2 separate regions of the Homo sapiens genome follow, and region 2 is linked to region 1. Evidence: chromatin loops called from intact Hi-C (ENCODE). Cell type or tissue: B cell. All regions are shown on one strand. Each heading gives the region's core, and the rest is flanking DNA. Links, peaks and the distances in the headings are about the cores only.

Region 1 (7,079 bases), core at 3,080-7,079:
AGCCTCGGCCTCCCAAAGTGCTGGGATTACAGGCGTGAGCCACCGTGCCCGGCTAAATTTAGTCTTTCTTAGTTCACCATTATATCCCTCATGTCCAGCAAGGTGATTAGCACGTAGGAGGTGCTAAATAAATATTTATTGGATGAATGAAGTATTTAAGGTTGGTGTAGGAGGTTCACACACTTTGCGAAGTTGCCTCATGCTCTGTAGAATAAGGATATTAATACTAAATTATTTCTGACCTTACCACCTTGCTGCGTCAACTCTAATCTTTGAAATAGTGGCCGTAGACACTGCATACCCTGGTATGCAAGCCTGAGGAAGCCTTGCTGTGGTCTACAATCCTTGGAAACAAATTCTCTCCAGCCAACGAGGAAGCGGAGTGCAAGGAACCTGCTGGTGTGGGGATTTCCAGATTTTGGTGCCTGAGTAATTGCTACCTTGGCCTCCTCCAAATCAAAGAAATTAACAGCTTGTTAAACAGAGTGTTAAGGGAGGTTCATTACCCTTAAATCCACGAATGTAATAATATTGCCATTATTTACTCTTATCGTTTAGGATGATGATAACGACAGTGGCAGTTGAGGGATGAAGTAGGTGGGGAAGTTGGGGGAGGGGACAGAGGGTGTGAGACAGCCGGAGAAAGAGGAACTACAACTCCCAGAACTCCCCGGGAAAGCCCACGCCGCGGCGGCGCCCCACCCCTCTCAGCGACCAGACCCGCCCCTCCGATGACGTCACAGAGGTGACGTCACGGCGCCCAGAGCGAGGCTGGGGTAGGGAGGCCGACTGAGCAGGAGTCGTCCGCTTATAGTGGAGGCTGCTAGGAGCCGGTCAGAGGGTGAGTGGGGAGCAGGCGAGCGAGCCACAGCAGGCAGGAGGGAGCGTCGCGCGGCGCAGAGGAGCGCCGGGGCAGGGCCGCGGCGGAACCACAGCCGGAGAGGGGCAGCCCGAGCCGGGCGCCGCAGGGTCCCCACCCCCACCCGGCCGGACAGTGCCCGGTGTTCCCCCGTGCGGGGGGCGGCGGCGGCGGCTGACGGGACCGCCGGGACCGCGGGGGTGTTGCCACCTCCACCGAGGAGCCGGCGCGGCCGCGGGCTCCTCAGAGCCGGGGCCCCGGGCCCGTGACAGACGGGCCGAGGAAGGGAGAGAGGCGGCGGCGACACCATGTCATCTCCCAGTCCGGGCAAGAGGCGGATGGACACGGACGTGGTCAAGCTGTATCCTTCGTGGAGGGGAATTCGGGCTGTGTGTGGGGGGCGGTGTGGGGATGCCCAGGGCACCCCCGGAACCACTGCAAGGGCCCTGGGGCACTCCAGGCCACTGTCCGAGACTCCCCTCCTCCCCCAGTGCCTACGGCGGCTCCTTGGCACCTCCCAGGGGCCGAGAGCCTTTTCAGCTCGCCTTTTCTCCGCAGCACCCCGAAATACGCGTTGCTGCTCGCTCTTCCTGTATCCCCAGAGCCTGTGACTTTCCTCCGCGACGTTTGGACTCCCGAGACGGCCTTTTTTCTTTTTGCACGACCAGTCGCCTCACTCTCTACCACCGAGCCCATTTTCAGGGTTTCTCTCTCCTGTTTGCTCGCTTTGGATTTAGGGAATCAAGGCAGAAATTCCCGAGAGGGAAGCCTTTCTCCGTTTCTTGAGATGCCCCCATTTCCTCCAACCACAATGCTGCTTGAACTGGGGTCACTCAAGCGACCTCTTTTATCCCTAATTCCTTTCTATATTAGGAAGAGAGTCTCCTGCTCAGGGCCCCCTCTTCTAAGAAAGAGCTCTGTGTGTTTTCAGTCAGTCCCTCCTGTTAAGCTTTCTGGTCCCCGGGAGAACCCTACTGTTTTCCTTTCCACTGACAAAGCCTGTCCCACCCATAGTTGTATGTGATGAAGACCCCCGGGCCCTCCAGCAAGCCACCCTCCATATTGTGGGTATGACAGCTGGGGAAAGAGGAGCTCCTGGACAAAATAAATAGTCCCTGGACTGGCCACTTGGGCAAAACTTCCTCTGTGAGGGTCAGGTTCTTGGGGGAATACTTGCCCTGATGTCGCCAAGTGACACCCTTTATTTTCTGCCCCCTCCCCCCAACTTTATGCACTCTGGAGGTTGCAGTGGGAAAGCTATAACTGATAAGAGCCCTTCAGGCAGTGGTTTTGGTTGGAGTCCAGACTGATTATTTCAGGACCAGCTAGAGAAATTCGCGAAGGTTCCTGTGACAAATCGAGAATTTTTTTTTTTTGAAGGGTAGTTTAGAGGGTAGGGGGAGCCCAGAGTTCTGAACAGCTAGTCCTTGGGGAGGGGGGCAAGTGGGGGCTTAGAGGGTGGTAGTGTGGAACACAGTTTAAAAGTCCTGTCTCCTGTTTCTCTCCCTCCTCCCCATCCCCCCACCGTTTCCCCCTGTTGCAGGGTTTTGTTTATATAACTCAAGTTGTTTGGCTAAATTCTTCAGGTGAATACCTTTTTTCTTCCTTTTATTTGTTGCTGTTTTTGATTGAGTGTTTTACCTCTTTGTAGAGATCAGTGGTTATTGTCAAAAAATTCAGTTAGGGAATTTGCTGAAGTTTTAAAAAAGTAGTTTTTGCATATGGTTTGGCAGTGGGGGATGGGAGGGAAGTTGTCTGGGCAAGAGATTTTTAAAAAATAATCTTTTCAGAAATAAGGTGTTTTTCTCCTTGCTCAGGGAAAACTTGGTTAGAAATTAGGAGCAGTAGATAGACTTCTAAGTTTGTGGTTTGGAGTTTAGAATTTTTGGGGGAGTGGGAGATTAGAGCGGAGCAACTAATAAAGTATAGTGTACCCAATATATGTTCAGGCGCAAGTGAAATCAACTCTTTATGAGCTGTTTGTGGCTGTGATTGTTTTGTAAATGTGTGAATGATACCAGTAATGTTGGCTTTTCATAAGGCTGCAGGAAAACTTGTAACTATGACTGTGTGTACATTTTACACAAAGCAGTTTCGGGTTTTATTTTTGTTTAGAAACTAGGAAATGACATAGTGGCAGCATCTGAGTTATTTTTATCTTGAATTGAGAGTTACTGTCACACCTAATGCGAATTTCTACCTAATGTTTAATTGGGATGGAGTGGGGAGACAATTCCAGCTGTTTGTGATCGTTGTCAGAGTCTCAAATTATGTACATAGACATATTTTTAAAAGATTGAGGATAAAGAGGGGGGCCTAACTTGACCTGATGCCTTTTCCATACAGTGCCTTTTGTTCATTTAGTAGTTGTGGCATCTAGAATGATTACCGCATTTAGGAGTCGGGGTGTGGGGGGTGGAGAGGGAGAGGAAAACAGACAAAGAACAGCAGGGTGTCTTTTTTTTCTCCCCCTAAGTGGCTTATTTCATAGCTTATTTTTAGTAGAAGATGAAGAAAGGCAAAGATGCATTGGCCTTCTGTTCTTTCCCCACCTTCCTTCCTTTCTGACAAAAGAAAGCAGAGGCGCTTTAAAATTGTAGATCTGAGATAGGAGGATAACAGTTTCGAGATTTAAAAGCCAGAGGTTATCTTTGTTTCGTGTTTATTTTCTGGTATAATGGAGTTTGGAAGTTAAAATGTTTCGGATTTCCTTTTGTGTGTGTTGTGTAGGTGAGAGATTTTGTGTCCTCCTTTCTCTGTTGAATTCACAGATCAGTAGGCCCAAATGGAGCCAACAATTTTTGAGTAAGGTATATTTAGCAGAAAATTTAAGGAAAAATTCCCCAGCCCTCTACTAAAATGAGTACAATTGTGTGAAAAGGCTGGGGGTTGAGAAAGATGGTGGAGAGGAAGTAGGAAGAAAAGGTCTGAAGGAATGCACTTCTTGCCCCCCATGCCCCTTGATGATTTCTTTGGTGTGGGGGGCGATAGCTGGTTTCCTTGCAGTCTCCTGTTTCAGCCCATTTTTGGATGTCTCCTGAGCGTAATTATACCACCACGATTTACAGCCTGGCAGGGAACCTATATAGTAGGAAAGTAGCAGTGTGGGGGTAGGGAGAGAAGAGGATGTGTAACTAATTGGCCGCTGCCTTCCACCACCTCGCTCGGTTCTTTTGGAGACACCGTCTCTGGTTGTTGTTTGGAGTCAGTGATATTTCTTTTGTGACGGGTTGGTAGGAGAGCTGACTCCCAAGTTATGCAGGGAGTGAGTGTTTTGCACCAATGCACTTAATAATCTGCTGGGTGATTATGTTCTGAAACTCTGACTCATTCATTGTTTCTCTTCTGATCCTTTGCTAAGGGTTGTGCAAACCTCCCCAGGAGCCTAGAAACTGATTTACATGACTTTTGGATCCTTTAGGAATGTGTCCCAGTAAAAAAACCTTGCAGTTAGCCCAGATCCTATGGAATAGTCTCGAATAGTGCGGCCATTTGTTTGCAAAGTCAGGTAGATTGGTGATCTGTGCTGCCCAGAGCCTGGCAACCTTTGAGGTTTCCACCTCCAACCAGCTGATTATTTAGATTGTCTGAGAGCTGGGGCTCTGGTGACCTTAAAGCGTGATTTGCCCTAAAGGAATATCGGTTTAAGTTCTCCCTGGTGGAGGAACAAACAGCTCAGATTACACGGGTTTCCTTGTTGGTGGGGGTTACTCGTCTCACCCTGTTGCACAGCCCTGGTGATCCTTTCATCTGTGAACCAGTGGCCCCTGCTGAAGGCTAGAGCTGCTTGTTTTGGAAAAGCGTATGCAGGCAAAAGGCCGCAGGCACCGCTCCTCAGCGCTCATTGGCCGCCCTGTTACTACCCGGAAAAGGAGGAGGGGAGGAGCTACCAAACAGCTGATGGAGTATGTGACAAGAGAGTGTGTTTATATACAAAAGAGGTGGGGGCTGGGGAGGCCCTCTGAGTGGTGTTACAGGAACAAGTGTGTTTTCGAGGGGTAAAAAGAGAAGAGGAAAACCTGACCTGTTAGAGTACAAGAAATGTTTAGAAAAATTAAGGTTAAATCAGAAAAGTAGATCGGATAATAATGGGGACCGGCATACACCATATGTACAATTTTGTAACTTACAATACCAAGAGTTTTCAATGATTCTTCTTTTCAGAGGGAGTTCAGTAATAGGATCCCCCCCTTATTTATTTTTACATTTTTTGTAGAGACCGAGGTCTGACTAGGTTACCAGGCTGGCCTCCCAACTCCTGGCCTCAAATCTTCCTCCTGCCTTGGCCTCCCAGAGTGCTGGAATTACAGGTGTGAGCCCAGTGCACCTGGCCCAGGGCATGCCACTTTAAATGCACTTAACTGACTCATTTGCAGGGATTCCAAAGTATGGCAGAAATGTCAGCTTCCCTTAAGAAAGCGTCAAGTGTGATAGAAAGGGACGGTGTCTTACATTAAAACGGCCTGAGTTAATTTTACAGAATCGTTGGTGTCTGCTTTAGGGTTTCAGAAGCTTTCTCTAACAAATTCAAAACCTCAGATGTGGCCAAGTGTGGTGGCTCACACCTGTAATCCCAGCATTTTGGGAGGCTGAGGCGGGAGGATCACCTAAGTGTAGGAGTTTGAGGGTCCAGTGAGCTAAGATCATGCCACTGCACTCATGCCTGGGCAACAGAGCAAGACTCTCTTAATTAAAAAAAAAAAAAAGCTGGCACAGTGGCTTATGCCTGTAATCCCAGCACTTTGGGAGGCCAAGGCGGGCAGATCACCTGAGGTCAGGAGTTCGGGACAAGCCTGGCCAACATGGCAAAACCCCGTATGTACTTGTACTAAAAATATAAAAAATTAGCCAGGCGTGATGGTGCGGGCTTGTAGTCCCAGCTACTTGGGAGGCTGAGTCACGAGAATAGCTTGAACCCATGAGGCGGAGGTTGTGGTGAGCCTAAATTACACCATTGCACTCCAGCCTGGACGACAGAGCAAGACTCTTATCTCAAAAAAAAAAAATCCTCATATGTTTGGGTACTTGCTTTGTGCCAGCATTGTGCTGGGAGTTTAGTAGTGAAAAATTCAGTATGGGTGGTCATGGTGCTTATGCAATTAGTTAAAACTTTTTTAGTCGGAAAGGACAGGCTGTGTTAGGTCATTGCTGTGTGTAGTGCCTTTTTGAGTAACTTGTATTTACTTAGAGTGGACTTTTCAAGGAATAGAAAGGTTAAAATGAATTTTGTGTGCTAGGATGTATATGGGGATCTGTACACCTGTTTAAAAAAATTTCAAAACTAAAATATTAAAATATGTAGCCATTTGTCTTTGACTTAACTTTGGTATTTTGCTGTTAATCAGTAGTTACTCTATCCCTAAGTTAGTAGTCTTTGTTACTCTTTAATTTGTGTTCAAAGGGTAGACAGTTCCCTAAATCTTTTAACTAGTTCTAGTGTCAATTGGGAACCTGTGGTTTGCCTCTTTATTTCCAGTGGACTCTGTTTTAGTGAGATGATGAGATGAAAGTTGGCACAGCTTTATGGTCTTCAAGCTAAAAGTTAAAGATTTGGCAACTCTCAGTGTTCTGAATTTGTCTTCCCTGCCTAGATTTTGGTGACAAATATAACATACTGGTACTTATTTTGGTTAGGCAGGAACCTACATGAGTAAGCATTCACAGCTTCAGAACATCTGATTCCTGCAGTGCAGTTCTAGTAAATTACACGCAAGCCTAAAAATTCAGCTTTTTGGGAAAAAATGTTTCGCAGATGTGACCCATAAACGTCCCTCCTGTATTTGTGTATGTATGTTAGAACAACCTAAGTTTGTTGGTTTTCTAGTGTTGCAATTTTCTTAGCCCCTTGACCTGCATTTTATAGATATATTTAAACATTGGTATTCTTTTCAGTCTTAACAGATTTGATGGTTCCAAGAATCATTGGATTTTTAGGCATGTAATCCAGACCTTACATTACGTTATAATGTTTGCAACGTAATAGCTTTTTACCTGTAGACCTACAGAGTGTACCTGTTAGTAAAATACTTAAAAGAACTTAGTTGGATTTCAAAAGTAAAAAGATAATTGAGAAAAACATAGGTTACAAGAAGGAAAACCAGTCACCTGTAATCCTAGTTCTTTAAACAGTAGTTCTCAAACTTTAGTTTGAGATTGCACCACTGCACTCCAGCCCGGGGGACAGAGCAAGATTCCATCTCAAAAAACAAAAAACAAATAA
Region 2 (16,010 bases), core at 6,453-10,452, 53 kb after region 1:
AGGCCAGGAGTTTGAGACCAGCCTCGCCAACACAGCGAGATCCCCATCTCTATTTAAAAAAAAAAAAGACACACCTTAAAGGATAAGAATCAGCAAGCTATCTGTCAAAACAGGGAAATCAGGGCTGGGCAGAAGAAATAGCCATTGCAAAGGCCCTGGGGAGGAAGAGAGCTTATTGTGTTTGAGGAAATGAAAGAAGACCAGTGTATCTAGAAAGGTAAGAGAGGAAGAATGTGGCAGACTGAGACCGTGTCAGGCATATTGTGGGCTTGGATGAGTGAAATTAGACAGCTGTCGATACAGTGAGTGATTCACATACTTTAGATTTGTTTGGAACTAGCACTGTTATAAATTGGGATTCTAAATGTTAATTTTGCACATTCTTTTCTGGAATGTTAATACTCAAAAAATAACGATTGAAAGATAACCTAGAACTTATTATTTTTTAAGAGACAGGGTGTCACTCTATTGCCGAGGCTGGAGTACAGATGCCAGCATAGCTACCTGTAGCCTTGAACTCCTGGGCTCAAGGGATCCTCCCATTTCAGCCTTCTCAGTAGCTTGGATAACAGGTGTGTAACACTGTGCTCAGCTAGTTTTGTTTTGTTTTTTAAATAATAGAGATGGCGTCTTGCTTTGTTGCGTAGGCTAGTCTCAAACTCCTGGGCTCAAGCAGTCCTCCTGCCTTGGCTTCCCAAAGTGCTGGGATTACAGACGTGAGCCACCACATGCAGCCATAGTTTTAAAATTTTTGTAGATATGGCGTCTTGCTGTGTTGCCCAGGCTGGTCTCAAACTCCTGGCCTCAAGTGGTTCTCCCACCTGGGTCTCCTAAAGTGTTGGGATTACAGGCATGAGCCACTATGCCTGGCCGAGAATTTCAGTCTTTATGTGAAATATATCCTACAATTACAGACACTCTTAGGATGTTCCTTTTCTTGTCTGAATTCCTATCCCTCAGGAGCCTGGAATAAAGCTATATTGAGAGTTTTCTGTGTCTTATTGAGAATTTTCACATAGTCTTATTAACCGTCGTTGCATTCTGCTGGTTGATCTATTTTAGCACAACTGTTGAAATAAATACTGTTCATTTAATGCCACATCCTTATCTGAAAATCAGTTCAAGGATAAGCACAGCTGAGTCATTTAAGCTTATATGAGTACAGTTTTTGAACTTTGTGGATTGTGCTTTAAACTAGTGTTTAGATTCTCTGTAGGTGCAAGGCTTCTTTCCTCCCTTGCTCTCACACATTCTGTGCCCTTGGCTGCACTAGGTTGCATATGCATTATTGAGGTTAATGGGAAGCCAAATGCAGAGCAGGGAGCCACAGTGAGTAGCAGCTCTACGACTCAATAGCAGTCCGACCTTGGACGGGGTTGCAGCCCGACAGTGTATTCATTTTTTATAATGGAAACAATACTTGCATGATAGGGTTGTTGAGAGGATTAAACGATGTAACATATGTAAGACACTAACACCTCTTGATAGAGGCTTGGTAAATATTTGGCACCTGTTAATCCTCAGTTTCCCCGTAGGGTAAATATGCTTATCCCCACTTTTGTAAATGGTGGGGGGAGGCAAGGCTTAGAGATCATTTCACTTGCCTTAGGCTGGTGCTTCTCAGTTACTGGGGACTCTTGTTAAAATGGAGATTTTGATTCAGTTAGTCTGAAACTGGGGTCCAGTGTGTTCATTTCTAACAAGCTCCTCCACCTTAAATAGGAGGCTGTAGGCTACTTCCTAGGAAATGGGGGAGATGGGCCTCAAACCCAGGTTTGCTCTACTCCAAAGCCTTCCCCCGTCCCATGGAGCCTCCCTTATTCTCACTTGTGCAACAGGTTTTTTGTTTGTTTGAGATGGAGTCTCGCTCTGTCGCCCAGGCTGGAGTGCAATGGTGCATCTCGGCTCACTGCAACCTCCGCCTCCCAGGTCCAAGCGATTCTCCTGCCTCAGCCTCCCAAGTAGCTAGGATTGCAGCTGCCTGCCACCATGCCCAGCTAATTTTTTTGTATTTTTAGTAGAGACGGGGTTTTGCCATATTGGCCAGGCTGGTCTTGAACTCCTGACCTCAGGTGATCCATCCGCCTCGGCCTCCCAAAGTGCTGAGATTACAGCTGTGAGCCACCGTGCCCGGCCATGTAATGGTTTTGTTAAGAGACTTATATGTAGTTTAATGATTCCTTAGATTACTAAGATCTAAAGTTACATTTTTTTATTCATTTGCTCAGCCTTTTCTTAGAACTCTTTGTATGCTGAGTTCCCGTTTTAAAGATCTACTTTGAAAGAAGTAGGACTAAGTGAAAACGGGTTAATAACACTTAATGTTGTCTGTTGGACAATTACTTGTTGTCTCATCATGTTAAATACTCCACATTGTTCTTCTCTCTCCCCCGCTCCCCCACCAAACTTGCTTCTGCTACTCCTGCCTGCCTTTTATTTTTGTTAGAACAGTGTCATCAGCCGGGTGCAGTGGCTCACACCTGTAATCCTAGCATTTTGGGAGGCTGAGGTGGGTGGATTACTTGAGGTCAAGAGTTGAGACCAGCCTGGCCAACATGGTGAAACCTCATCTCTACTAAAAATACAAAAAATTAGCCAGACATGGTGGCGGGCACCTGTAATCCCAGCTATTCAGGAGGCTGAGGCAGGAGAATCGCTTGAACCCGGGAGGCAGAGGTTGCAGTGAGCTGAGATCACACATTGCACTCCAGCCTGGGTAAGAAGATCTCAAAAAAAGAAAGTGTCATCATCTACTAGATTGGAAATATCAGATATTCTTGAGTCTTTCTTCTCCCTCATATACAGTTAGTCATCCAGTTCTTCAAAATCTCGTTGAAATGTGGCTTCCCCTCCAGCCAGTCTACTGCCTATCAGTACTTACCTGTCTGTGCATTAGCCCCCACCGACCTCTATCCCACCAGCATCTCCCTGTGGCGCTGTGCAGTCTCGCTGTTGGTCACCTTCCTCATCAGAACAAGCCTGAGTGTGCCACACTCCTCTCCAGAAGCCCTGTGGTCTTGATAGAGAGAGGCAAATAGGGTGGCTCAAAGAACAGACTTGAACTAGACTGCCTGGGCTCCTGTCCTCCCTCCACAACTCACCAGCCACAAATAATGAGAAAGGTACATTTGCTAGGGAAAACATTTAAATACAAATACTCATCTTGATGTGTTTAAACATGTTGAGACAGTTCTGTCTGAGGTGAGGAACAAATTAAGGATAGATACATTGGTTTCTTATTAATTTAGTGTTTAAGACAGTGCTTATTTCCTTGGGGAAAAATACTGTAAAGAAAAAGAAAACACCTGGTACGGTGAGTCACGCCTGTTAATCCCAGCACTTTGGGAGGCCAAGGCGAGTGGATCATGAGGTCAGGAGATGGAGACCATCCTGGCTAACACGGTGAAACCCCTTCTCTACTAAAAATACAAAAAATTAGCCGGGCGTGGTGGTGGGCACCTGTAGTCCCAGCTACTCAGGAGGCTGAGGCAGGAGAATGGTGTGAACCTGGGAGGTGGAGCTTGCAGTGAGTGGAGATGGTGCCACTGCACTCCAGCCTGGGTGACAGAGTGAGACTCTGTCTCAAAAAAAAAAAAAAAAAGGAAAAAGAAATCTTAATCATACGATGCTATATGGCTCAGAAGTGAATAATATTTACATGTATACGTATGTAACTAACCTGCACAATGTGCACATGTACCCTAAAACTTAAAGTATAATAAAAAAAAATTTACATGGTCATAATATAATCTCTAAATAGTGATTTGGCCAACAATGGTGATGTGATTGTATTCCATGGAGAGGAAGAAGAAACATGGGGGTGAGGTTGAAAATCCTGATACTCCAATGTGAGAAAGTCATTTGATAATATTCGAAACTATAAAATCAAATAGTATATACAAATGTTATATAGATACAATGAATTATCTTCCATGTGTTTGAATTATCTTCTATGGGATCTCACATTTAAGTAGTCAAGGGTAAACTCTATGGCTTTTAGCAAATTGGAGAGTAACATATGTGTTACATTAATGTTGGATGTTGAGATAATTAAATCCATGTCATTCTTTTGTGAGAACACATTATTTTGCATGCTGTAATAGCACAGTAGTTTGGAATAAGGAGCTATTTGACGTATCAGGTCCACCTAAGAAATAAGAAGTTAACTTCATATCCTATTTTGGGCATAGATTTATTTTATTATTTTAATTTTTTTTTTTTTTTGAGATGGGTCTTACTCTGTAGCCCAGGCTGGAGTGCAGTGATGTGATCTCGGGTCACTGCAGTCTCCACTTCCCATGTTCAAGCGATTCTCCTGCCTCAGCCTCTCGAGTAGCTGGGGTTACAGTTGTGTGCCACCACACCTGGCTAGTTTTTGTATTTTTAGTAGAGAGACGGGGTTTTGCCATATTGGCTAGGCTGGTCTCGTACTCCTCACCTCAAGTGATCTGCCTGCCTCGGCCTCCCAAAGTGCTGGATTTACAGGTGTGAGCCATGGTGTCCAGCCCTGTGGGGGCACAGATTTAGAAGTACAAATACTTTTTAAGTGTTTGAGATGTAGGTAAAATACTACTCCTTGTTGTTTGATTAAGTGATGCCGTATCAGACTAAACTCTGTCCTTGTTTTTGTTTTTTTCTGATCAGGTTCTGGAGTTAACCTGTCTCACACGTTAGGTGAGATTTAATTGATTAGCCTTCTCTTTGAGATAGTTGATGAAAGGTGCTTCATATCTTAGTAAGTTTTTGTTCGTGAATCCTGAGCACATGCACGTGTTGTGTTAAAGAGGCAAGAAGGAACAGTAGAGCGAATCCCTGTGAAAAGCATGCTTTTCCCCATGGGTCACCTAGCCAGGGCTCTGTTGGATTGGTGAACAGCATGAGAGAAAAAAAAGCACTGGACAATTTGAGCTGCGTTTGGCAATTGAGGTGGTGTTTAAAGGTGAACTTTATTTTACTATAAAAGCTTTAATACTGGTATTGGTGAGAGCATGAGGGAAACAGGTCTGCTTAGGTGATGGTAGTTAGAAAGTAACTGGATGCAACCTTTTTGAAGGATATTTAAGCATTATATGTCAAAATTAGGTATACAGCCCTTTGAATAGAAGTTCCACTTCTAGAAATTGCAAACAGATACTTGAAAAAGTATACCAACAGACATGTACTGGGATGTTTATTGTAACTAATAGCAAAACAAAACAAAACAAACAGCAGACAACAGCCTTCCTATTCACTAATGGATATGAAATTACGGATAGGTAAATTATGGTATATTGACATTATACAAGCACTAAAAAAAGGAGCTTAGATCTATATGTCCTCAAACATATCCTCCCTAGATGCATGGGCAGAGGTATTTACAGAACAGTTTGTACCTACATGTCTTTGTGTATGTGATGACGTGGATGTGTGTGTATATAAACATCTCTATGGAAAGTGCATAAGCAATGGTAGTATCTAGGCAGTGGGACTAGAAGTTGCGGGGTGGAAAGGCTATTTTAAGCCCCAGTCATGTTTTTAAAAGACAAGAAAAAAAAAAAAAGGCCTGCAACTCAACACTTGATCTGATGAGGTTATTTGGTTGTATTGAGGGTGCTCTTGTGTCTTTCAGGAGGGATTCTCCTCTGCACTGTGCCCTCTGATTGCACCAGCACATCTCACATGGTGGCACCTGAGCCTATCAGTTCTACTTGTCTCCGTGGTGCAAACACGAGAGAAGGAAACTCAATAGTTTTTTCACCTTTTCAATGTCAAGTTTTCTTACTATATATACATCCACTGTTGTGTCTAGGTTTGTTTTCTGTTGTTTTGCTAAATAGCTTGATTTTTTTCATATTATTCAGTTCTTCAGGAAGTACTACTCCTTGTGAGAAACTTGATTTTTAATTTCCTTCTCATACTTCATAACAATACAGCCTTCATTCTTATTGTTGATGCATATTTAAATCTAAACTTCTACTTAAGTGATTAGGTTGGTTTCTTTTATACTGTTTATCACTTCATATGTCCTAATTGTACCTGACAGATCATTTCTTAACTGTATGTTAATCATTTCTGTTGGTCTTGAGCTAGCAGTTTTGCTAATATGGCAGGGTGGCTTTTTCTCTGAGATCTATCACCTGTTAGTAGTATGATGCTGAAAATAGCTCTACCACTCTTGTTGTATCACATTGCACACCTAGATACAGTCTACTTTCACCTCCCTTGACTTTCCAGGGTTTTCTTGCTTATTTACTCATATTGGTGTGATTTTCTTATGGTAGGGTGTTTCTTTAACAGCAATTTTTTTCCATAAAATAATTCATTTCTTTTGCTTATTTTCACTATGGGTTTTTTTAAAAAGCAGCATTCCAGTTTTTGTTGAAAGTTTTTTATCCCACTTCTTTCATCCTAAATGTTGATAAAGATAATAAATACAGGCAGCTTATAATAGCTATTTGAACGTATTATCAAATAAGGTATTTTCCTGTTAACTACACTTCTGTATAGTTTTTAAGCAGAATTTCAATCAAGAAGACACTATTTTTCTATATCTCTTTAGATTACTTTTTGATTTTTTTAAACACTGTTTATACAAGTTTTTATCAAACTTCCAACAGATAATGGGTACTGCCTCTCATAAATCTTCCAAAGGGACAATGGAAACTGGGCCCAGTTGAATAAAGCCATATTCATTTGTTTTGGAACGCAGAGTTCTCTGCATGTAGATTGCATTTAGCATTCTGTCTAGTGTATCCATCTGTAGTTTTGCTTTTTTCAGAATAAAACCTTGACAGTAATTTTGAACCTGTTACTTTATTTCTTTTTGCATGTATTGCTTTAAAAAGGCCGAAGTCTAGTATTCTCTTCCCCTTTTTAAGTTTTATGAAATCAAGGTTAAATTGATATTAGTGCCACTTAATATTTGACACCTGCTATGCCTAATGAACTTGAAGTAGTAAAGGGAGCAGCAGGGGTCAGCCATTCATATTATGCAAGATAACTGGAGAACGAGCAGACTATGATTAGAGCTTTAGACTAGTGGGTTCTAACCTCTTTATAAGAGCAAATTCATTATTTATATGTGCATATGTGTTACCTTTTCCTTTTTCCTCTGGATTTATAGGTATTTGAGTTTCAAGAATTTTCTTGAGATTATATTATAGAAGTCATTAAGATGGGGAATCAATCTCTAGAGACATAAACTGGTAATTATCCAGTGTAGGGAAGGAAAGGAAGATGAGGCATGGTCTGGTTTGTGGACCTGGGTCTTCGAGTAAGTGGCTCCATGACTTTGGGGTGCGCTGAATGTAATGTAAGAGGAAGGGGATGATGGCATATCTGGCATCTCTTCCTGCACATTTTTTATGATCCATTATTCACACTTTGATCATCTTTATCTGCTGAATGGGTACCGCAGCTTGGTATTTATTAATTATCACCCACCACTCTACAGAGGTAACTATTTGTCACTATGAAGAATGCCAAAGAAAATATTTCCTCGTAAAATTTAACTGCTTACTGTGAATGATTCATAAATGCCTGATTAAAAGGTCTGTGAATAGAGATTTTTGTGCACTGACTTAGCTAAATGCTATCTTCATTGAGTGGCATTGCAGTCTATATGTCAAGTTAGAGTAAAAACTGTATTTAAAATGGAAAAACAGAAAAGGGCCAGGCAAGGTGACTCACACCTATAATCCCAGCACTTTGGGAGCCTGAGGTAGAAGGATCACTCGAGACCAGTAGATTGAGACTAGTCTGGGCAACATAAGGAGACCTCATCTATACAAAAAATAAAAAATGAGCCGGATGTGCTGATGCATGCCTGTAATCCAAGCTACTGGGGTGGGTGAGGTGGGAGGATCATTTGAACCTGGGAGGGTCGAGGCTGCCGTGAGCTGAGCCGGGATCTCGCCACTGGACTCCAGCCTGGGCAACAGAGTGAGACCCTGTTTCAATCAATCAGTAAATAAATAAATACAATGAAAATAAAATGAAAAATGGAAGCAGTGTTCTTAAAGATTTTGTTTTTTTTTTGAGACGGAGTCTCACTCTGTTACCCAGGCTGGTGTGCAGTGGTGTGATCTCGGCTCACTGCAACGTCTGCCTCCTAGATTCAAGCGATTCTCCTGCCTCAGCCTCTAGAGTAGCTGGGATTACAGATGCCCGCCACCACGTCCAGCTAATTTTTTGTGTTTTTTAGTAGAGACGGGGTTTCGCCACATTGGAGGCTGGTCTTGAACTCCTAACCTCAGATGATCTACCTGCCTTGAATCCCGAAGTGCTGGGATTACAGGCATGAGCCACGACGCCCAGCCAAGATTTTTCAAAGAACACTGGAAACTTGAATACCAAAGGCACTACATAGATACTCCATAAAGTCATATTAAATTTAGCTTTTTATTGAGAAGTTGCTTTGTGTTGAGCACTTTGAGTGGTATAGCAAAGACACATACCGCCCAAAAGGGGAAGTAGGATTTTTTCTGTTGTTTTTTTCTGAGACAGAGTCTTGCTTTGTTGCCCAGGCTGGAGTGCAGTGGCGCGATCTCAACTCACTGCAAGCTCCACGCCATTCTCCTGCCTCAGCCTCCCAAGTAGTTGGGACTACAGGCACCCGGCTAATTTTTTTGTATTTTTAGTAGAGACGGGGTTTCACTGTGTTAGCCAGGATGGTCTCGATCTCCTGACCTCGTGATCCACCCGCCTTGACCTCCCAAAGTGCTGCGATTACAGGTGTGAGCCACCGTGCCTGGCCTAGTAGGATGTTTTTAAATAGATATTTTGGGGAGAGGGAGTTGGGGGGAAGAAATAAATAGATGTTTTCATTAGGATTTTGCAGAGGGCCACCTGATTATTTGTATGTCTTTGTATCATTTACGGGGAAATTATATGTTGCCTATGACTTGGAAGTTTTCAAGGTGAGTTGCTATTGTCATTTTTAAGGTTGTGATTTGTTTTCCTTGTCTTGCCAGCCTCCTGTGATTAGGTAGGTTCTGCCTTTGGAATGACAAGGTTCTTCCTGCATGTTTTTCTCATGTGCGCAATGGTTTCGTCTCCCCTCCACCCTTAGAATTTGCAGGTCTAGGTCTTCCGCCTGTGCTTCCCTTCATGCCATAGCCCCCATGTGACAGGTGCTAGAGACTGTGTGACAGCCATAACTAAATGCCACTTGGGACTTCTGCACAGCATGTCAGATGCACAGCTCATTGTTTGCCTCCAGGCCTACAGTTAACCAGGAAAGATTTTTGTTGTCTAATTATTTTATAATTTCCTGAGAGCAGAAAAAGTGGATTTTAATTAAGTACCAGATGTCTTTTAAGGTCCTACCTTCTAAAAGTTTTCCAAAAAGTTTTTAAAACAATTTTTCTAGATTTGGAATTTCATTGTGGACTTGTTAATATCTCTGAAGTGTCTCATGTCTTGAGAATCTTGCAGGACTTTATTCTCTGCGGTTCAGTCCAAGTTTGCAGATTTTAAACTGAATGCTTGACTAGCTGATGGTTATTTGACAGTGAGTGTCAATCTTTCCATAGAAGTAGGATGTACTTTGAGAAAAGAAGTTAAAAAAAAAAAATGATGGGTATGGGCCGGGCGCGGTGGCTCAGGCCTGTAATGCCAGCACTTTGGGAGGCTGAGGCCAGTGGATCACCTGAGGTCAGGAGTTTGAGACCAGCCTGGCCAACATGGTGAAACCCCATCTCTACTAAAAATACAAAAAATTAGCCGGGTATGGTGGTGTGTGCCTGTAATCCCAGCTACTCGGGAGGCTGAGGCAGGAGAATCACTTGAACCCGGGAGGTGGAGGTTGCAGTGGGCCAAGATCATGCCATTGCACTCCAGCTTGGGCAACAAGAGCAAAAACTCCGTCTCAAAAAAAAAAAAAAAAAAAAGATGGGATTAGATATGAAACAAAAGCACATCATTTATTTATTTAGAGACAAGGTCTTGTTCTGTTGCTCAGGCTGGAGTGCAGTGGCGTGACATGGTTCACTGCAACCTTGACCTCCTGGGCTCAAGCGATCCTCCCGAGTAGCTGGGACTACAGGCGCATGCCACCATGCCCAGCTAATTTTTTTATTTTTTGTAGAGATGGTGTTTCACCATATTGCCCAAGCTGGTATCAGAGTTCTAAGCTCAAAAGATCTGCCTGCTTTCACCTCCTAAAATGTTGGAATTACAGGCGTGAGCCACTGCACCTGGTCCCATTTATTATTTTATTTTTTTGAGACAGAGTCTCTGTTGCCAGACTGGAGTGCAGTGGCACGATCTCAGCTCACCACAACCTCTGCCTCCCAGGCTCAAGCAGTTCTCCTGCCTCAGCCTCCCAAGTAGCTGGGATTATAGGTGTGTGCCTCCATGCCCTGCTCATTTTTGTATTTTTAGTAGAGACAGGGTTTTGCCATGTCAGGCTAGTCTTGAACTCCTGACCTCAGGTGATCCACCTGCCTCGGCCTCCCAAAGTGCCGGGAGTACAGGTGTGAACTACTGTGCCAGGCCCAAAAGTAGGCTTTTGATTAACCCTTTAGGAGTTAAGAGAGTAATATACTATTTAGCTAATATACTGCTAATTTATATACATGCATTTGTACATTATGTAAATTTGTAATTTTCAGTTGCAAGTAAGCAAATATGCACTATTGCCATAAAACAGCAAAGCAGTCAAGTTTGTTTATTAAGGAGCTATTGATATTTCATCGATAGCCTTCTAGCTTCTAAATATTTTAAAGTGCGTAACTGAAGTTGGAATTTCTCTCAAAATCTTATTTTTTGTTTTGACTATATTTCCTTGCTCTCAAGATGGTATCATTATTTTTCCCTATTTCCCTTCACTTTTCTCTCTCTGAAACTGTTTCTGCAGTTGGATCATTTCTGACTTTGACTATCTGACTTTGTAAATCTGCTTTTAAAAATATTTTGTTGGGGATGGGGGTGTGGTACTTAGATTTCTTATCTTTCTGATAAACCTGTCTTAAAATGTTTCTATGAGTCTTAATTTTTCTTTGAAAATTTTTTACTCTATTATTTGGAAGTCTGGAGGAATAATACATTCAGGGAAAAGCCAAGTTATAGTGATGATTTTCCTATTTAAGTAACATTTACTTGGTTTTTGCCTATGTTTGGCTTGTGACATAGAAACTCTAAATGAAGCATAACACTAGAGAAGAAAAATTTCCTCTCCTAAGGCTAGACTGATTTAGTCTGCTAGGTGGTAATGAACATGCTTGCCATTTAACCTTACTCGTACCAGTTGACTCTGTAAAATTTTAAAACTGTATGTTACTCTTTACTCCTAAGATAATGGGTCTTTAAATATTCAGGGTACCATAGTAAGTTGCCAGATATTTTTTTGCTTCTGGGCAATACATATTTATTTTGAAATGGCTATTTTTAAATAAGTGATACTTCCCTTATTCAGAAGCTGTTTGACAGCTTTAGCCAACTAATTTAGTTGTAAACCTGCTAAAAGTTACATATTTTATTGATTGGAGAGTGTCTTTCTTAGGACATATTTACCCTTTTTTTTTTAAACATAAAGTAATCTCATGAACTTCAGTTATCTGATTTTTCTAGCCTACTATAGATACATTTTAAAGGATAGTAGCCCAGTGTCATCTCCCAAACATAGCTAAAGGTTAAGAACAAAGAGAAACTAGGAAAAGAACCTCTCAATGCAAGGACTTTAGCATAACAGTATGGGAAATTTTCTACAGCAAAAAATAAGTATATTCCTTATTTGTTCCTAAGGGTATCCTTGTATTTTGTAGTACAGTATAGCAACTATTATTCATAATGATGACCCAGCATCAAGAAAGGGTGTAGTTGGCTGGATGCGGTGGGTCATACCTGTAATCCCAGCACTTTGGGAGGCCGAGGTGGGTGGATCACCTGAGGTCAAGAGTTTGAGACCAGCCTGGACAATATGGCAAAACCCTGTCTCTACTAAAAATACAAAAATTAGCCGGGCGTGGTGGTGTGCACCTGTAATCCCAGCTACTCAGGAGGCTGAGGAAGGAGAATCGCTTGAACCCAGGAGGTGGAGGTTTCAGTGAGCCAAGATTGTGCTACCGCACACCAGCCTGTGCGATGGGAGCAAGACTCCATCTCAAAAAAAAAAGAAAGGTTGAGGCCGGGTGCGGTGGCTCATGCCTATAATCCCAGCATTTTGGGAGGCCGAGGCGGGCGGATCACGAGATCAGGAGATTGAGACCATCCTGGCTACGGTGAAACCCCGTCTCTACCAAAAATACAAAAAATTAGCTTGGCCTGGTGGCGGGCGCCTGTAGTCCCAGCTGCTTGGGAGGCTGAGGCAGGAGGATGGCGTGAACCTGGGAGGCGGAGCTTGCAGTGAGCCCAGATCACACCCCTACACTCCAGTCTGGGCAACAAAGCAAGACTCCGTCTCAAAAAAAAAAAAAAAAAGGTGTAGCATGTTTTTTTAGTATTCTGCTTAAGAATGTAGGAAAAAAACTAACACACACACACACTACATTTATAAACTTTGAATTTTAGTTTTGTGGCAATTCATTTAGGTAAAGTGTGTGTGTGTTTTTTTTTTTTTTTTTGTTTTTGTTTTTGGAGACAATCTCGCTCTGTAACCCAGGCTGAGTACAATGGCATGATCTCGGCTCACTGCAATCTCTGCCTCCCTGTTCAAGCAGTTCTACTGTGTTAGCCTCCCAAGTAGCTGGGATTACAGGCACGTGCCACCATGCCCAGCTAATGTTTGCATTTTTACTAGAGGTGGGGTTTCACCATGTTGGCCAGGCTGGTCTTGAACTCCTGACCTCATGATCCGCCCACCTTGGCCTCCCAAAGTGCTGGGATTATAGGCGTGAGCTACCATGCCCGGCCTATTTATTTTTACATTAAAAAAATTAAGTTCCTGTTGTGTCAGCTGCTGGGCCTGGTACCTTTGGATATACAGTATTTCATTTAATTTTCCACAATTCTGTGAGTGAGGTAATGTCCCTTCCCTGCATCCCCTCCCCCTTTGTTTAGAGATTAAGAAACAGGCTCAGATTTAGCCAGGTGCGGTGGCGCATGCCTGTAATCCCAGCTATATAGGAGGTTGAGGCAGGAGACTCTCTTGAACTGGGGAGGCAGAGGTTGCGGTGAGCCAAGATGGCACCATTGCACTCCAGCCTGGGCAACAAGAGTGAAACTCCGTCTCAAAAAAAAATAAAAAATTAAAAAAGAGGCTCAGATTTAATTGATTTATAAGTTGACTATTTTTTTTTTTGAGAGAGTCTTGCTCTGTCACCCAGGCTGGAGGGCAGTGGCACAATCTCGGCTCACCGCAACCTCCACCTCCCGGGTTCAAGCCATTCTCCTGCCTCAGCCTCCCAAGTAGCTGGGATTACAAGCGCCCGCCACCACGCCCAGCTAATTTGTTTTGTATTTTTAGTAGAGACGGGGTTTCACTATTTTGGCCAGGCTGGTCTCAAACTCCTGACCTTGTGATCCACCCGCCTTGGCCTCCCAAAGTGCTGGGATTACAGGCGTGAGCCACCATGCCCAGCCTATAAGTTGACTTCTTTAAGTCATGAGTTTTCCAGCTGTTTATAATATATTGCCACTTGGTTTATCCACTGATAACCTCAAATTTAGTGTTTTCAAAAGTAAACTTACTAATAGTGTCTTTCATTACAAAACTGATTCCTGCTGTCCTGTGTTTCACTTTGCCATTAATAGTATCACCGTTGGCTGGGCGCAGTGGCTCACGCCTGTAGTATTTTGGGAGGCCAAGGTAGGCGGATCACCTGAGGTCAGGAGTTCAATCCCAGCCTGGCCAACATGGTGAAATACAAAAATCTAAAAATACAAAAATTAGCCATGCATGGTGGCAGGCACCTGTAATCCCGGCTGCTTGGGAGGCTGAGGCAGGAGAATCGCTTCAACCTGGGAGGCGGAGGTTGTAGGGAGCCGAGACCACACCATTGCATTCTAGCCTGGGCAACAAGAGCAAAACTCCATCTTTAAAAAAAATATATATATAAGTGTGTGTATATATATGTGTATATATACATACATATATATACACACGTATATATACATACATATATACACGTATGTATACATATACACGTGTATATATATACGTGTGTATATATACGTGTGTATGTATACGTGTGTATATATATATGTGGTATCACTTTACCTGTCTGAGAGGCTAAAATTAAGGTCTCAGACTGGCAACTTCATTCATGTGTTCATCTTATTTTTAAATTTATTTGTTTTTAAGCTACAGGGTCTATGTTTGTCACCCAGGCTGGAGTTCAGTAGTGTCATCATAGCTTACTACAGACTCAAACTCCTGGGCTCCAGCAATCCTCTTGCCTCAGCCGTCAAAGTAGCTGGGACTACAGGCTCGTACCACCCTGCCCAGCTAATTTTTTGGTGTTTTTTGTAGTGATGGGGGTCTCACTATGTTGCCCATGCTGGTCTCTAACTTAACTCCTGGGCTCATGTGATCCTCCCCTGTCAGCCTTCCGATTAGCTAGGAGTATAAGCACGTACCACCATACCTGGCTAATGTTTAAAAATTTTGTTTTTGTGGAGACTGGGTTTTGTTATGTTGCCCAGGCTGGTCTCGGACTCCTGGCCTCAAGCAATCTTTCTGCCCTTGCTTCCCAAAGTGTTGGGATTAAATAGGTATGAACCACTACACCCGGCCTCATGTTCATTTGTAGTCTACTGTTTGCTGGGTACTCTTCTGTGAACAAAATAAACAATTCCTGCTCTTACGGAGCTTGCACTGCAGTAGGAGATAAAAGTAAAATACATAGTATATTGCATGGTGGGAATGTTAGGAGTAAGTGGTTGTAAATAGGATATCCCAGAAGGCCTCACTGAGAGGGAGACATTGGAGCACATATACTTTGTTTACACTTAGAAATTTAGAGCTTGAATTAGAAATTAGAAGATTGATTTGGAGATCTGCTTTTTTGTTTTGTCATGAAAATTAGACATTGTAGCAACGTTGGAGCTTTCTACTGGCTCTGCCAGGTCTGTTCAGCTGTGAAGGCCTGTGAGGGCTCTGTTTAATGTCCCATGATTCATGTGGCTGTTATCTTAGTTGAGGTCTTGAATATTTCTTTCCTACTCTTTTGCTTTAACTCTGCTTATTCCCACCTTCAGCCAGTCCTACACACCACAGTTGGGTTATCTTTGTAAAGCACAGGTAGATGCACTGTGCATGGAATACTGTTTCCCTGTTTGCCAGATAAAATCCACACTTCGGAGCCCTCCGTAATCTGGTCTTGGCCTACTTTCTAGTATTCCCTAGGGTCCACTCATCAAAATAAAAATGTATTGTTCTCAGTTTCCTGAATCAGTTCTATACTAAATCTTTGCATTAAATTCCTTCTCCCACCTCGACATGTCCAAATCACACTCTGTTTAGGACATTTTGTAAGTCCTTACCTTCCATAGCAGACCATCCCTATCCCTCCCTCCGGGCTGGAAGAAATCTCTCCTACTCTAAGCTATAGTATTACTTTATGCAAACTCTTTCTGTACTTCTTAATGAACAGATCTCGTGTTCCCTTGCTAGACTTCAAACTTCTGGAAGGCAGTCTCTGTGTAAGAGTAGTTTTTGTGGCTGGGCGTGGTGGCTCATGCCTATAACCCTAGCACTTTGGGAGGCTGAGGCGAACGGATCACTTGAGGTCAGGAGTTCAAGACCAGCCTGGCCAATATGGTGAAACTCCGTCTCTACTGAAAATACAAAAATTAGCCAGGTGTGGTGCCAGGCGCCTGTAATCCCAGCTACTCGGGAGGCCGAGGCAGGAGAATGGCTTGAACCTGGGAGGCGGAGATTGCAGTGAGCTGAGATCAGGCCACTGCACTCCAGCCTTGGCGACAGAGTGAGACTCCGTCTCAAAAAAAAAAAAGGGTCTTGCTATGTTGCCCAGGCTGGTCTCAAACTCCTGGGCTCAAAACAATCCTCCCACCTCAGCCTCCTGAAGTGCTAGGATAACAGTTGTGAGCCACTGCAATGGTCCCTAAATCTTTATACATATGGATTTCAT

The links. A loop is a pair of places that touch in the nucleus more often than their neighbours do. Peaks named below come from ENCODE experiments on the same cell type or tissue, not always from the same donor. Only the 100,000 strongest peaks of a DNase experiment are listed, where the experiment ranks them.
Region 2: it touches region 1 in a loop (2.1-fold over the local background); 15 of 110 quality-filtered maps call a loop at or near these places.

What each region holds. Positions count from the first base shown.
Region 1 is chr7:129,946,644-129,953,722 of GRCh38, reverse strand. It overlaps UBE2H (ubiquitin conjugating enzyme E2 H), which reads left to right and starts at 763. Exons shown (of 7, transcript NM_003344.4): 1 at 763-1,220. The coding sequence starts at 1,168. UBE2H-DT (UBE2H divergent transcript) reads right to left here and starts at 656. Exons shown (of 4, transcript XR_007060520.1): 1 at 243-656. RefSeq lists silencers at 927-1,026, 1,037-1,156 and enhancers at 3,003-3,052, 3,831-4,402, 4,403-4,976. In B cell, for the core only: no CTCF peak of the experiment used is centred there; DNase peaks (open chromatin) are centred at 3,892 and 4,722; H3K4me3 peaks cover 1,920 bases; H3K27ac peaks cover 3,230 bases.
Region 2 is chr7:129,888,343-129,904,352 of GRCh38, reverse strand. The region is part of intron 1 of UBE2H (ubiquitin conjugating enzyme E2 H); the gene reads left to right. Among named protein-coding and RNA genes, the nearest start is that of UBE2H, 57 kb to the left of the region's middle. In B cell, for the core only: no CTCF peak of the experiment used is centred there; a DNase peak (open chromatin) is centred at 8,482.